2 separate regions of the Mus musculus genome follow, and region 2 is linked to region 1. A link is a loop called in an ENCODE intact Hi-C map of the cell type or tissue named here. Cell type or tissue: heart. All regions are shown on one strand.

Region 1 (5,000 bases):
CAGCCGTGCTGGCTGAGGAATGCGCTCCCTGGCTTTGAGCAGGCTGAAAAAGAGGCTGCTTGAGGAACAGGAGCGGAGCAGGGCAGACTGGAGTACAGTGAGTCCCAGGCCTGCTAGCTGTAAGATCCAAGACCCCTGGACTGCGACGGAGAGGCTCTGCCCACAGAGGCCAGAGCAAATATTGGGGTGAGGGCACTGAAAGGAGGATGTAGATCAAGACAGCTGGACAGATGCTGTCTGAGGGCCAGTGAGTGTCAAGTCCTGGCACACGCCTCCACATAGGCCATGCTGACCCATGCCTGGGAGGCTTCTGGGTACCACAACCTTCATGTGTGCCTGCACCGACAGAGAGGTCTACAAGGTGGGGAATGCATGTCTCCATGAGGCAGCTAGCTAACTGGCTAGGGGGTACCCCCACCTGGAAACAAAAGCTACATCACCTCAGCTCTTTCTGGTCAGAGTTGAGCTCAGCCTGACTATGGTTCTGGCCTGACTCAGTATGATCCCCCTGCCTCCCCCTGCCAAATCTGGAAAGGTAAGATCGGTCGGCATCTCCTTCGATGGATGGGGAAACTGAGGCTCCAAGTGCAGGAGGGGCTAGGCAGCTGTTACAGAGCCTGGCTGTCCTGTAAAGGAAGGGGGCTGGAGAGATGGTTCAGGGGGTAAGAGCACTGACTGCTCTTCTGAAGATCCTGAGTTCAAATCCCAGCAACCGCATGATGGCTCACAACCATCCGTAATGAGATCTGACACCCTCTTCTGGTGCATCTGAAGACAGCTACAGTGTATTTAGATCTAATAATAAAACCAATGGAAGTGGAAAGATGGGCTGGGTATACAACAGGGATGTGGGAGGCAGCGGGGAGCAGGGAAAGGAGTCCTTTGCAGCAAATGCATGCAGTGCCTGGGCATTGCGGTCTGAGGCCTTTGGAGGCAGATTGTGCTTCTCAATCACACCATGGCCATACGTACTTCCTGAACGCCTACAATGCAGCCAGCATGGTCTGAAAAGGACATTCACAGCAAGTGCAAGGAGAGACAGCCTTGTGGATGTGTGACTCAGACTGATAATGTCACAGCCCTACTGAAAGGCAGTGGTCTCTGCTCCAGCTAAAATCCCCCAAACACATGAGATTCCCATGTCCTCTGGCACAAGTGACCCCAAATCAGAAACTTGAGAAGCTCACTCACAGCTCTGGAAGCCATGCCAGAAGGTCAAGAGTCAGGCGTACTGACACAACCCTGTAATCCCAGCATCTGGGAGTTAAAGGATGGGGGATCAGGAGTACAAGGCCAGCTTTGGCTTTATGATGAGTTTGAGGCTAGCCTTGACTACAAGACCTTACCTTAAAATAAACAGATAGAGCTGGCAAGATTGCTCAGTGGGGAAATCACTTGCTGTGTGCCCTTGATAACCTGAGATCCACCTGGGTCGCATAGGGAAGAGTGAACCAACTATGGAAGTTGCCCTCTGACCTCCACATGTGCACTGTGTCATGCACATATACATATACACACACACACACACACACACACATACACACACATATACACACACATACACACACCCATACACACACACACACACCCATACACACACACACACATACACACACCCACACCCACACCCCCCCCCCCCACACACACACAAGTTCCCAATGGCCACCAGGACCAGGACCTCTTGTGTGCCTTTAGTAGCCCTACCAGGTTTCTGAGCTCTGAGAAAACAAGGAGCCCATCACTGCATTGCCCTTCGGAGTGAGGCCGTGGACTCTGAACCTGGGAGAGGCCCAGAGCCTGTGCATTAGTCACTAGACAAAGACTTTCCTTCAGGTCAGTGGCTTTATTAATGGGTTCAACCCCAGTGTTAGGCAGTGTGTATGTGTAGGAGGAAGGTCTCTTCTCCACTCCTGACCTCAGTTTCCCTCTGTCACACAGGGAGAGAAGACTTCCCTGCTTTCTTCATCGGGATATCATGAAGTCCAAAGGCAGCCATATGCATGTTTGGGCTTCTCAGGCATATAGCAACCCCCCCAGGACAGTCCAGACATGGTCCTAGCCTGTGAAGGCTCACAGTCTATGAGGGAGGCCCAAGCCTTGGCCAGTCACTGGCAGCTGCCCAGAAAGCCATGTGGAGCTTGGCCCTGGGAGCAGGTGATATTCAGGAAGTTCTCAGCCTTTCTTTGGCTTCACTGAACTCTGACCTGGAAGTGGGTGGCTGGTCTTTGTGGGGCCAAGGGGTCACAGTTGCTACTCTCATTTCTGTGTAGGTCCCTAAGACCTTCATAAATGCCAGTCCAGGGAGTCTTTAAACCCAAAAGGTAGAGAGCCAGGTATTTCCTCTTCAGGCCTATGGAGATCTTTGCTAAGAGATAGGTGCCAGAACCAAGAAGAGCAGCCACATGGGGGCTTTGAATGATCTGGTGGCAGAGGCCTCCTTGGGTCACAAGACAAAGTTCAAAAGCTGGAGCAGTTCAGAGTCCAGAAAAGCCATGCAGGGGCAGATGAAAAGACACAGGAGCAGAGCCGGTGGAGTGAGGGACAGTCACAGCAGCTTTAGTTGTTGGTGTCCAACAAGGTCTCTGGGGAGGCTGGTTGACTCAGGGTCACACTGGGGAAGCTGGCGACAAAACTCCTCCACCTTCTTTTCACATGCTGGAAGACCAAAGTAGGAGAAACATCATAGCAGTGGCTTCAAGTGGTGTTCCACTCACAGCCACCAGGTGGGGGTAGAGCCATGAAAGAGAAGCTAAACTCCTGGGGGGAGGGGAGACCCTTCCCCCTGGGACGAAGGGCCAGGAGGGGTGGGGCAAATCTACTCTTCATCCTGTGTGAGAGGTACAGACGGTAATTTGCCAGAAGTTGCATTGGCCAATCTGCCTGCCTCCTGCTCTAGTCACCCTTGCAACATAGTATTACATTAATCATCTTAATACAGCTCTCAGAGCCTTGTGTGGTAATATATGCCTGCACTCCCAGCACTCAGAACACTGAGTAGGATCAAGAGTTCCAGGCCACTCTGGGCTACTTATCGAGACCCCATCTCAAAACAGAAACAGCTCTGACCATATTCCACCCAGACCCCATTTGCCCACCCTCCTCCAACCTTCAGTGAATCCCCAGTGCCCACAGGGGTGAGGGGAATCACAACTGCTTTTAGTCAAATGCATTCAATTCCTGGGTATTTTGCTTGGCTTTCCTCAGGTCAGCTGTGCTCTTAACCCTTTGCTGCCCGGAGTCCCCACCCTTCCCCATGAAAGTGATAATTCAGTTTGAAGCCACACCTGCTGGTACTGTCTCAGCCACCGCCGGCTGCCTCCTCCTCTCTGGCCTTGGATCAGCTGTTCTTTGTCTCCCAGGGTCCCTGGCAGCCGCTCCTGGACAGAGACCTCCAGCCCTTCCGTGCCATCGGGGACCTGCGACCTGGACTTCTCACGGCCCAGTCTGAGGCTCAGTGCTCTGTGGAGTCGGCCATCCAGAGACCTCCCCTGGGACTCATGGAGCCTCCCATAGGAGGGCCGGGGTTCTCTAAAGGACTGGCTACGCAGGCTGGTCCCCATGATCCTAGAAGCTAGCACTGGTCGGTAAGCCACTAGCTTTGTGAGATGGCCTGGTGCCTTCACTCATATGATGGGAGATCACCTGTAGACAAAGGTCAGTGCTGCTGAGGTGGCTGTCATAAACCAAAGGGCAGGCCACAGAGGCCAAATATCTCTGAGTCATTCTCTCCATTGACTTCTCACCCTGTGGGACTATACAGCGCAGGCTGGCTTCCAGCTCGGGATCCTTCTGAATGCTAGGCTGGTTCCTATTGTCTTCCCTCCTCCCTCCAGACAGCCTTCTCTGACCACACCACCCTGGAGACCTTGCCGGCCTCCTCTGGCCTTGGCCTTGGCTGGCCGTACCACTCATCTCATTGACATTAAGCAAAGATTACTTCTACAACAGGACAGAGAACAGAATAGCTTCATTCTACAACAGTCAAAACCGTAACTACCAGGGTGAAATCGGGTAAGGCAGGGGCTGGACAGTGGACGGTACTTGTTTTCATGGCTCCAGACCTTCAGTTTTACAAGGTGAAAAGTGCTCTGGAGGTCAGCGGCACACATCCAAAATCGTGACCTGCAGGGGCTGGGGGGACGGCTCACTCATAAAGTGCTTGCTGCACAGGATCTGGGTTGGGTTCCCTGGTACCCCTGTGGAAAGGTGGATATGCATCTGTCATCCCAGACCTGGGAGAGACAGGAAACTCTCTGGGACTTGCAGTCCCTGTCTGAGCTGCATTGGTGAACTCCTGACCCAGTGGGACACACTGTCTCAAAAACTAAGGGGAAGGAGTGGTCGAGTGGGTACAGGCACTTGCTGACAAGCCTGACAACCTGAGTTTGATCCTTGGGATTCACCTGGTGGAGAGAACTGGCTGCCACAGGCTTTCCTCTCTCCACCACACATGCGCTGTGGCTCTCAAGAACACACAATACACACACACACACACACACACACACACACACACACACACAAATAAATGTAATTTGAAAATGTAAAAAGGTGAGGCCAGGCAAGGTGGCTCATTCAGTGCTCATGCCAGGGGAATTTCTGTGAGTTTCGGCCAGCCTGGTCTACACAGCTAGTTCCTCTCTCAAAAACTAAGAGGAAAAAAATTAAAGGTAGAGAATGACAGAGGAAGACACTTAGTGTCAACTTCTAGATTACACACATGTGTGCGAGTGTACACACACACACATAATCCCTTCACACACCATACAGAGACACAAAGAAAAAAATGACCTATAGTAAATATTATCTCAGTGCCAGACTTTTGTCTTAGACAGGGTCTTATGTTGCCCAGATGGGCCTCGCTATGTGGCAGAGGATGATCTCGAATTCCTGATCTCTGCCCTCCTCCACCTCCTGAATTCTTGGATTACAAGTATGGGTCACCATGCCTTGTGTAGACAGTGCTGGGGATGGAACACTGATGCTTGTGCACGCTAGGCAAG
Region 2 (5,000 bases), 500 kb after region 1:
GGCGCCCCCCACCCCCACCCCTCTAATTTGCACCTTTGGTTTAACTACCTGTCATGTCAGGCTTGTCTTTGTAGTGTGGCCTTTGCATCACCCCACCCCTCCAGACACACACCCCCACACACACCTTTCTTCAGTCACTTACATGCGATTGCTGTCTACACAGGGTATGGGAGCCCTTTTTTTATCCCACAACCATTTCACAAAGGACTAGAGAAACTTTTTGCCCAAAATTTCATTTAGAGTAGGAACATATAAAAGCACTTTTAGAGCCTGAAAAACAAGACCATTTAAAAAGTTGAGGGAAGCCGGGCGTGGTGGCACACGCCTTTAATCCCAGCACTTGGGAGGCAGAGGCAAGCAGATTTCTGAGTTCGAGGCCAGCCTGGTCTACAAAGTGAGTTCCAGGACAGCCAAGGCTACACAGAGAAACCCTGTCTCAAAAAACAAAAACACACAAACAAACAGAACAAAAAACAAAAAAAAATTGGGAGAGAGGGACAGAACTGGCTGCAGAAAGTTAGAGATGAACTTTGACACCAAGGAGAAAAGTTTGTGGTCAAGAAACCCCTGTTCTTCATGGAAAGGGGTGATAGCAAGAGAGGCAACGTGGAGTGAAAAGCAGGGGGTATGGGAAGAGGGTACTTTGGTGACCAGGGCCATGGCTTAGTAGGAGTTCACACTTCTATCATGCTCAAGACTTGAGTGCACTCCCTAGTAATGCCGGGGAGGGGCGGGGAGAGGTTCATGGTTGTAGAGCCCCTATCCTAATATTTTGTACAATTTTAGTTCAGATAGAAAGCATCTACATATACAACCATGTAGCCAGCCAGTGGTATAGCTGAGATGGAGAAAATGGTGTGTGTCTGTAAGACACTGTTTCCAACCTTATGGGTGACAGAAATGGTTTCTTCAGGATGTATTTCTCTCTGGCATGTTTCATCCTTATTAACTCTGATATCCCCACTCAACACCACCACTCCCTGTTCCATTCTCTTCCCTTGGTTTTTGGATTCTCTTTCCATATGCAAATCCAAGATGGAGTTTCTAGATTAGTTTCCCAAAGCTGAGGATGAAACCAGGGCTCTGTGTATGCTAGACAACCATTCTATCTCTGGGGTTCATCTCTGCCCTGTCTTCCTCACAGACAGGTGCTTTAAGCCCTGGCCAGGAGACGTTCTTGATATCTCCTCCACAATAAGTTGCATCTCTCTGCTGGGTCCACAGCTGGTCTCCAAGCAATTTAAGCAGACCTGGAAGGGGGAGGGGGGGGGGGGATGTTGTCGCTGTCCGTGGTGCTGAATGTTGCCTTCCCACTCAGAATGGTCGTGGTTTGCCTGTGACATCAAAGCCGAGCTGGGCCTCGGGATAGATGAGAATGGCATCCCGATGCTGTCATCCTCCTCATTGAGAATACATATGGGCTATTTACAGGTGTGGCTGTCAAGACTCCTCGGTTCTAGGAATTAGTTAAGCTTGGAAAGAAAATTGGGCTCAAGGGAGGAATCCTTGGATTTTTCCAGGAGGATGGACTAGGGATAAGGAACGTTGGAAGGGGAGAAGGTTCTAGAAAGGGGCAAGGGAGGGGGTAGGGAAGGGATCATCTTAGTTCGACTACTCTGATTCAAGTTGAGAAGCTCTGTATGCCCCCAATGTCTCCTCTCCCTAGGCCAGCTCCCACTCCTCTTGCCTCCCACCTCCATGAAACTATTTTTAACTGTGCAGAACCAAAAATAGCCTGGCAGCAGCTTCAGGCCGTGGGAGAAGAGCTATTTATATCACCAGTGACGGTTCCGAAATAGCAAGCAGGAGGAGGGGGGCGGCTGGCACGCTAGAGAGCTCCTGGCCGCTGCTAAAAATACTGTCAGTGTGAGTCATCCTGGCCTGGCTGAGTCACCCCACTCTCTCCCCCCCCAAGCGGCAGGCGGCGGCAGCAGCAGCAGCAAAACAGAATTGGAAGCCTGAGATGGGGGAGGTATCACAGCCTTTGGTTATGGGAAAGTGGACAAAGTTGGGAGAGGGGCTTTGGGGTGTGTGTGTGTGTGTGTGTGTGTGTGTGTGTGTGTGTGTGTGTGTGTAGAAGCAATAGGTGGGGGTTACAAGATATTCACAGCCAAACTTACTGGGTGAACATGCAGCATTTGCAGATCTGCCTTCCTGCTATAGGAAGCTTGAGCAACTGAAGGGGGAAAGGGGAGTGTGTGTGTGAGCGCACACGAGTGTGTGCACTTGAATGAGGCTGTGTTGCATGTTCTATGTCTGCATCCAAACCTATCTGTCTGGATACACTTATCTATCTGCATCCATGTATCTATTTGCCTGTGTTTTGATGATAGGCTCTGCATCCTTGTGTGTCTACATATCTGCCAGTACCTGCATCTGTGTTTTTATTTGTCTGTTTTATTTCTCTAAGTCTCTGCCTTTCTGTGTTGTATGCAGTTTTGCGGTTTTGCCTAATATATTTGCTTTTATACCTCTCTGTGTGTTTGTGTCCATATATGAGTCTGCCTTGAGCCTTTTCTTCAGCGTTAGGTGGTTTGTGCTGACTGTGCTTCCTGAGACTCCGTGCACCTTTGGTTGCCCACTAGGACGCCATTCGTTGGTTTTTGCACCATCTATCCTTTGTTCCCCTCTCTCCACCAAACATCCTTTTTTCTAACTCTTAGCCTCTAACAGTTTGCAAAGGCCTCTCTGCTGCACACAATCTCTGCAATGGAGGAAAACAAGTTCACAGGAGCACCCTTCTCTGGAACCATCCAGAACCTTCTCTGGCCTGCAGGAGTGCATGGTTTTCTATCACTCCATATTTGGGGAGCTGATAGAAGGGCTTTCTTTAGTTCTAAAAAAATTGCTGGTGTGGGCATAGGCATGTGTAGCACGCACATACACACAGGCACACACACAACTGAGAGAATGAGAGAGAAAAAATATCAAGGTCCCTTCTTTACTGAGCAGAGCTCGCATCTGTTGCCATGGAAACCCACCCACTCCTTCCCCGAAAAACCACCAAGAAGAGGTGATGGCATCGTGAAGGGATTGGCTGATTCCTTTCTTTATTTTTTTCCCGAAAAAGGCCTTTTTATAGCAAGAGCAGACCATGAAGTCCTCTGCTCCTCTCTTCATGGCTTTATTGGGGCTCTAGAGGGTCATCACCCCTCAATCCCTATTAGAGAAATGGTGCATCTTTTTCAGAGATTGTCCAGGAGGAAGACCTCCTGAGGAATTGGAATGGAGGGTTTGATTCTTAAGAATATCATGGAGACTCCTGGCTCCTTTTCTCAAATACTGGAGCAAGGATGTTGACGGGGGACTGTCGGCATACATGTGGTATTTGTCTGCACAAGTATGCCTATGAGGAAGAGAAGGAAGGATGAAGCAAAGGAGAGGGAGGGGAAGAGGAAGAGGGACAGAATGAGAAAATAAAGGAATCCCTTGCTAGGGCTTCTGAGATAAATCAGTGCTGAAGGATGCAGCACTCCGAGATCATCTGAGCAGATGAGCAGGACAACTTTCACTTTATGATGCCGTGGGTGGGGCTGCAGGTTCCCAGTGGACCACAGCTGTGGCTGCTTCGTGGAGACCCCAGGGAAGCTGGGACCAGAGCTGAATGTTCTGGGAGAACTCAGAGCTTTCTGTTCCTGACTCTGATCCCAGCCTGAGTCTTGAAGGCCTCTCCCAAGGTCTGGCACCAGCCACTGCGGCCATGTTGCTCCCTGACATGAACTCTAGCACCCTGCCAAATGCCCGGACAGTGGAGAGGAAGAGAGATTCCTCGTTTCCTCCTGTGCTGGGCTTGCTCCAGAAATGGGGTCACTGAGGACCGCATGTTAGAAAGACAGACCAAGAATCCAACTATAATGAAATATTTGTCTCCATCCAAGAAGGCCACCGTCACCTGCAGCAGACAAGGATGTGGCCTCGTGTGCTGCTAGACTCAGTGCCACTCAAAGGGGTGGAGTAAAGGGAGAGAGAGACTTACTCTGATCTCTTAGGCACTTTTTATTTTGCAATTTTTAATTTGTCACATGAAGAGAACACACATGTGTCATGGTGTCTGTGTGTGGAGGTCAGAGGTTAACTTGCAGGCGTCAGTTCTTTCACTTTGACACACAGCCTTCCTAGCCACCCTAACCTTCCTCTTAGCTATTGTCTCAGGACTGATGATTGAGATTATTACGTTCATTCTATAGTCGATGAGGTTAAGATCAGAAGTGAGCAATGACTTAAAGTCAGACAGCAGGGCTCTGGCAGTGCCCTGTGCATGGTTCATTCCTCCCCATTCAAACTTGTTCTCTTGCCGTGTAGAACGAGATTGGGGCCTATACACTATGGCACCGAATAAAATCTGGTCCGCTGTTTCTTTTCATTAATGAAGTTTTACTGGGACACATTCAGACCATTCACATACTTATGGCTGGTGCCCTTCTTCACACAGTCACAGAGTTAAGTGCAGAAGGGACTAGAGCTCCCACCAAGCCCAAACACCTACTACCTAACCCTTGACAGAAAATCCTGCCACCCTTAGAGCAGAAGGTAAAGAAATAGCTTTCCCTCTCTCTGGAAAGCTCTCCAGTCTCAGAACAAACTGAGCTGTCACATCCTCTCTCTACTCTCTTTACCCATCTTAGGGAGAAGAACTTGGGAAGTCCTTCCTAATGTCTAGCTTTCTTTGTAACTATGAATATATGGTCTCCCCATCCAAGAATGATTGTGCATAACCCATTTCCATGTCAACATGAGTTCTACTTGACAATGAAAAAGCAGGTTACCCTATCCATCCTTAGTGTCTTGGGACTGCGTTTTGGGAAGACAAATTGTTCCATATTGGAGGTTAAGTTGTAATCGAGAAGACCACTTTTTCTTAGAGGAAAAAATGAGCATATTATATGATTGGTCCCTCTAGTCTGACCCAAGAGATGAATATACACCTTCCCAGAGAGGATGAGAAACTTGCTCATAGTCACACAGCCAAAATGAGATGAACTCAGAATTAAAAATCCATG

The links. Peaks named below come from ENCODE experiments on the same cell type or tissue, not always from the same donor. Only the 100,000 strongest peaks of a DNase experiment are listed, where the experiment ranks them.
Region 2: it touches region 1 in a loop (2.2-fold over the local background); 6 of 42 quality-filtered maps call a loop at or near these places.

Annotation. Positions count from the first base shown.
Region 1 is chr19:4,494,960-4,499,959 of GRCm38, forward strand. It overlaps 2010003K11Rik (RIKEN cDNA 2010003K11 gene), which reads right to left and starts at 3,624. Exons shown (of 2, transcript NM_027237.2): 1 at 3,285-3,624; 2 at 1,829-2,655. The coding sequence starts at 3,560. The coding sequence ends at 2,557. In heart, CTCF peaks have their summits at 2,711 (motif pointing right) and 2,912; a DNase peak (open chromatin) is centred at 2,752; H3K4me3 peaks cover 504 bases; H3K27ac peaks cover 779 bases.
Region 2 is chr19:4,991,273-4,996,272 of GRCm38, forward strand. It overlaps a transcript of Npas4 not described here. Among named protein-coding and RNA genes, the nearest start is that of Npas4, 3.8 kb to the left of the region's middle. In heart, a CTCF peak has its summit at 1,893; a DNase peak (open chromatin) is centred at 1,809; H3K4me3 peaks cover 1,135 bases; H3K27ac peaks cover 1,651 bases; H3K27me3 peaks cover 1,109 bases.